Regions from separate parts of the Homo sapiens genome. Here region 2 is linked to region 1. The links are chromatin contacts, found by Hi-C in ENCODE. All regions are on one chromosome and are shown on one strand. Each heading gives the region's core, a stretch centred on a gene start or an enhancer-like site at or near the end of the contact. The rest is flanking DNA. Distances are from core to core; before and after follow the strand shown.

Region 1 (2,712 bases), core at 212-2,711:
CTAAAGACATTTTTCCAACATATATAAACACATATATATGTATATACATATATGTATATATACATACATACGTATATACATACATATATACACATACATATATACATACATACATACATATATACATATATACATATACACACACACACACATATATATATATAGAGAGAGAGAGAGAGAGAAATATCCATATCCATACAGGTAACACCAGAATATAATATTCCTGAACCAACGTTTCCTTCATGAGATGCCATCATCATTTTTTATCAGCATGGAACACCTGTATCAGTGCGTGTACACTAGCTCAAAAATATTTCTTAAAATAAATTGTGTTAATAGGAAACATCAAATGTTAAAGGACTCACAATCACAGATCCAACTGGCTGGGAAGACTCTTGGTCATTTCCTCTTTCTGAGGATTGGGATCTTGTTCTCACATGCTCACTCATATTTCCCACTGAAAATAGAATACTGTTATTTGGAAAAAGTGTATAAGAACTTAGCTATATATATGAACATTCCATGGCAAAATGGTGATTTGTATTTTTTTAATTTTGAAAATATTTTCAACGTAATTCACAGAGCATTGATAAGTACCCACGCTTTCCAATCAAACTAAGGACAGATTTGTTTGTATCATAGTCGAAGAGGCATAGAAATCCCCTTAACGCCATAGCAAAAGACAGAGGACATTTCTGCGTTTTGGTTTCACAATTAGACTCTCCATCATGAAGACATTTGGGGGAAAAAAGGGCAGAGAATTGAAACTGAAATGACTACTGCTTTTGTCCCACTCTGATTTGCTAGGCCCATTTCACCCCCACACCTCTCTCAAAATCAAGTCTTGTTGGAAAGCACAGCCTCGCCCATTCCTTCCATGGCGTCCATGGCGGAGGTGAGAAATTGTGAAACAGAGTGAACGTTATGCTCCTCACGGGACACCTCTGCCAGGCACTCTACAGACCTCGGGGCCACAGTCACCGGCCCACAGCGTTCCCAGTTCCCAGGCCCCTTCCTTACTGACCACATGGTCTCTTCCCGCGTCCCTACCGAGGAGTCTGGAAACTGTCCTCTCTCAGAGGGTTCCAGGAGTTTTCGAGACTCAGACACCTCTAACAGCACCCCCAGCACTCGCCCCATCTTCACGCGATCCCTCCCCTCTGTGGCCCACCTTCCTCCCTCGTCCCTCGTCCCAGCCCAGCCACGACGACAAGTCCCACGGTGGCATCCCGACCTGGGAGGGGCCGGACGACGACCGCGAGGCCCTTTTCCCTCGGAAGCCACGGACTGTGCCGCAGGACCTGTCCAAAGCCAGCTGGCTCCTCCACACATTCACCCACAACTAAATTCCCAGGAAGACCGCTCTGCGGACCTACCGGCTGAGTCTCGGTCAGTGACAAAGAATCAAGATGGCGGAAAGAATGAAGACACTCTCCTTGCAGAGCTGTGTGTGGACAGAAGGCGGGCAGCAAGGCGCATGCGCAACAACAGACACGTGTAGCAACAGACATGCGTAACAACAGACAAGTGCAGCAACAGGTCTGTGCAGCATGCACACTGACTGGGACATTCGCCTCGTGACTGATGTTTTCCTGCGTCTGTGGAGAACCTAAACCACCAGCGCTCCTGACAACGAAAATGAACTTGCAAAGCACTTTTCTTTTTCCCCCGCCCACCCTTTCTTTCACTTCCAGTGGCTTTGGAGAATATGAGCCCCAGGTTACTCTAATAATGTGTTTCAGAAAACTTCACCATCATAGAAATAAATCTTAAATATTTTAATATCTGTTTTATATACGCTTCCATAAATCATTTTCTTGCCTCCTTCACGAGTTTGCTGTCATGCTTGCAATTGTCTAACCCATTCCAATATAAGACATTCATAGTTTTTGGTTGCATTATTGTACGTTCAAAATCTTTGATCCATCTGGACAAAATTAAAGTGGTAGGAACTCAACATTATTTGTTGAATCCCTGTTGCACCCACTGTTTTGAAATGGCTCTTTTATCATCACCTACATCCCCACTCAATTTTGTATGTAACTCTCTTCTTTTAATTTTCTTCCATTGAGTTGTTTATACCTGTACCACTACTACACTATTTTAATTGCTGTAGCTTAAATTATATTTGAAATGTGAAATAATGCTTGCCCTCCCTCATTGATTTCTCCTTTTCTATCAATTCTGACACGTTGGTCTTTCAGATGAACTTCAGAATCATTTGATCAGGTGCTAAAATATTCCTGTTGAGATACTAGTTATTATTTTTATATTACATGTTAACTCTGGGACAATAGCCATCTTCCTATTTTAGAATCTCTCTATCAAAAAAAAGCCACTCCTCAATTCCTCAAGTCTTTTAACATATCCCACACAATGACTGTGTTATTTGCTTCATATTAGTTCTTCACATTCAAATTAAATTTATTCATGGGCACTTTTATTTTTCTATTCCATTGCTGACACGTGTTTGCTTCTACTCCACTATGTTTTTCACACAAGTCAAACAATCTGTTTGGAAACCATGTGATTCTATACCTAGAAAATCCCAGAATCTCTGCCCAAAAGCTCCTTGATCTTATAAACAACTTCAGGAAAGCTTCAAGATACAAAATTAATGTACAAAAACCAGGAGTGTTTCTGTACACCAACTACCTTCAAGCACAGAGCCAAATCAGAAACACAATCCCATTCACAATTGCCACAAAAAGA
Region 2 (2,700 bases), core at 201-2,700, 66 kb after region 1:
GGGATAAGGGGCCAGGGGCGAGTTCAGAGAAGGGTTGTAGTATTAGAGTGGCAAGGGTAGAAGACGCTGAGGTGAAACTTGAGCAAAAATTTGAAGGAGGTGAAGTTAGTGAGGCAGATATCTAAGGGAATGGCATCGCAGGCAGAGGGAACATCCTAAGGCAGGGAAGACACAGGAGTATTCCTTTTATATTTGAGGAACAGTAAGAAGATGGGTGTGGGTGGAATGGTATAAGCAAGTGGGAGACAGAAAAATTGAGTACATAGAGGCAATGTGGGACCAGATTGTATAGGGTATGGTAGGCCATTAGAAGGAGTTTGGCTTTTACTCTGAGAGCCCTTGAAAGGATTTGAACACAGGACTGATATTTCTGACTCGGGTTTTAACAAAATTGCTCCAACTTCTATGTAGAGAATACACTAAAAGGGAGCAAGGGTGGAAGCAGGGAGACCCAAGAGTGGGCTACAGTAATATCCCAGGTGAGAGATGATGGTGGCTCAGACTTGATCATAATGAAGGCAATAAGAAGTGGTCAGATTTTGAAGGTAGAGCCAAGGGTCTTTGCTGATAGATGGGATATAGGGTAAGAGAGAAAGAGAAAAATAAAGGATAGCTCTGAAATTTTTGGACTGAGCAACTGGAATTGCCATCCACTGAGATGGGAAAAGCTAAAAGTAGAATAGCTTGGTGGAGGGTAGGGACATGAGTAGCTCAGTTGTACTCCTAAGTTAGAAATGCATATTAGACATCTAGGTGGAGATGGAGAAAAGCCATTGGATATACAAGATTGGAAACCAGTAGAGTGGCGTGAGCTGGAGATTAAAATTTCTGAACCATCAGCATATAGATGGTCTTTAAAGTCATGTGACTAGACAAGATCAACAAGGGCATGAACACAGAAAAGGCCAAGAACAGAGCCCTGGAACGTACCTGGGGTACTTCCTCCAGCTAGGTCAGGTTCCCTTCTCTGGGTTTTCACACCCCCAGGTGGACCCCCTACCCCAGGTTTCCTGGTCATAGCACCAATGACACAGTATAGTTACTGTCATTATCATTGTCCTCATAGGGCTTAGAGTTCCCAAGCAGACAGTCATTCTTGGGCCACAGCACATCCTATACTTAGGGAGTGGTCCAGGCCAGGACAGTATGGCTTCAAATTGTGTCAAAGGAGAGCTTCCAAATCTTTTATAATATATATCCCAGCATCCAGATACAAATGGTAATATTCACGGCACACACAGAAGCAAACAGTAGGCTACTTCTGGCCCTGAGGTATCTTGAAGGGTTGAGGGGGATCAATATCTTGGCTCATCTGTACTGTGACAGATTTGGAAGATCTAGTCTAACCCATTTTTTCCCTCCCCTCCCCCTACCACCTTCAGAGAAGCTGCTGCTGGCTTGGACTGCGGTGGGGCTGCCCCTCCAGGATGTGTCTGTGGCTGCCTGCAATTTCTGTCGCCGTCCTGTACACTTTGAGCTCATGAGTGAGTGGGAACGTTCCTACTTCGGGAACATGGGGCCCCAGTATGTCACCACCTATGCCTGAGAAGCCAGCTGCCTAGGATTCACACCCCACCTGCGCTTCACTTGGGTCCAGGCCTACTCCTGTCTTCTGCTTTGTTGTGTGCCTCTAGCTGAATTGAGCCTAAAAATAAAGCACAAACCACAGCATGTGAAGCCTTTTATTGGACAGGGAACAGACAAGTGCATTCTGACTCCCTCAGACAAGTGGCAGATCTATGAGGTAACCATAGGTCACTTGTTGGTCACCATTCCATTTTACCAACAGGGAAACAGAATGAGAAAGAGGAAGGAAATGCCCAAAAACTACACAGTGAGTTGCAAAGAGCTAGGATACTTGGCAGATTTATTTGAGATGGCTCTTCTCCAATGGTTTCAATAAAAATCCAGGGATTGACGCTTCACTGGTAATCCGGGCCCTGGAAATCTGGGCCCAGGGTAGCCCCTGAAGCCAGGAAATGAGTCAGCCCTAACCAAATTCCCTAGAAAGGAGTGGTTCCCCAAAACCAAAGAGGTATTTTCCATAAGGGGATATGGATGTCTTCCTCAATCCATTATCCTCTCTCCCTCCCACGGCATCCCACAGAACAGGATTTACCAGTCCCATTCTTTTTCTTTTCTTTTTTTTTTTTTGGAGACTGAATTTCACTCTTGTTGCCCAGGCTGGAGTGCAATGCATGATCTCAGCCCACTGCAACCTCCGCCTCCCAGGTACAAGCTATTCTCCTGTCTCAGCCTCCTAAGTAGCTTGGATTACAGGCACGCGCCACCACGCCCAGTTAATTTTTTTGTATTTAGTAGAGACGGGGTCTCACCATGTTAGGCTGGTTGCGAACTCCTGACCTCAGGTGATCCACCCATCTCAGCCTCCCAAAGTGCTGGGATTACAGGCGTGCACCACTGTGCCTGGTCTACCAGTCCCATTTTCAAAGGTGAGAAGAGGCTTGGCTAGAGCAAGCACTGTGTTCAAAGCAATGCTCCCACTTTCCAGGTCACAGTATACAGGAAACATTTCCATGGCACACTTAGGGGTACTAATGATACTACTTGCTAAGGAGGCAATCGTCCCTGAAACTTGTGTGGTCCCAGGCCCTGCCTGGCAACTCTGAGGGCTGAGGACCGTTTCTTTCAACCCTGTAACCCACTGTGGCAGCTGTGGGACGCACTAGCTGGAAAGCT

Evidence for each region. A loop is a pair of places that touch in the nucleus more often than their neighbours do.
Region 2: a map of mucosa of descending colon shows a loop between it and region 1 (7-fold over the local background). The contact joins the enhancer-like site here to the promoter of PAGE2B in region 1. A Hi-C loop is called at or near these places in 2 of 168 maps with a recorded cell type or tissue (heart left ventricle and mucosa of descending colon).

Annotation. Positions count from the first base shown.
Region 1 is chrX:55,073,779-55,076,490 of GRCh38, reverse strand. It overlaps PAGE2B (PAGE family member 2B), which reads right to left and starts at 1,461. Exons shown (of 5, transcript NM_001015038.3): 1 at 1,377-1,461; 2 at 366-457. The coding sequence starts at 449.
Region 2 is chrX:55,008,026-55,010,725 of GRCh38, reverse strand. It overlaps APEX2 (apurinic/apyrimidinic endodeoxyribonuclease 2), which reads right to left. Exons shown (of 6, transcript NM_014481.4): 6 at 1,669-2,700. It overlaps ALAS2 (5'-aminolevulinate synthase 2), which reads left to right. Exons shown (of 11, transcript NM_000032.5): 11 at 1,383-1,671. The coding sequence ends at 1,546. Among named protein-coding and RNA genes, the nearest start is that of APEX2, 9.0 kb to the right of the region's middle. RefSeq lists an enhancer at 2,656-2,700. Within about 2 kb of position 1,450, at least 7 of the 41 ENCODE cell types and tissues checked have a DNase peak (open chromatin) inside an H3K27ac peak, as active enhancers do.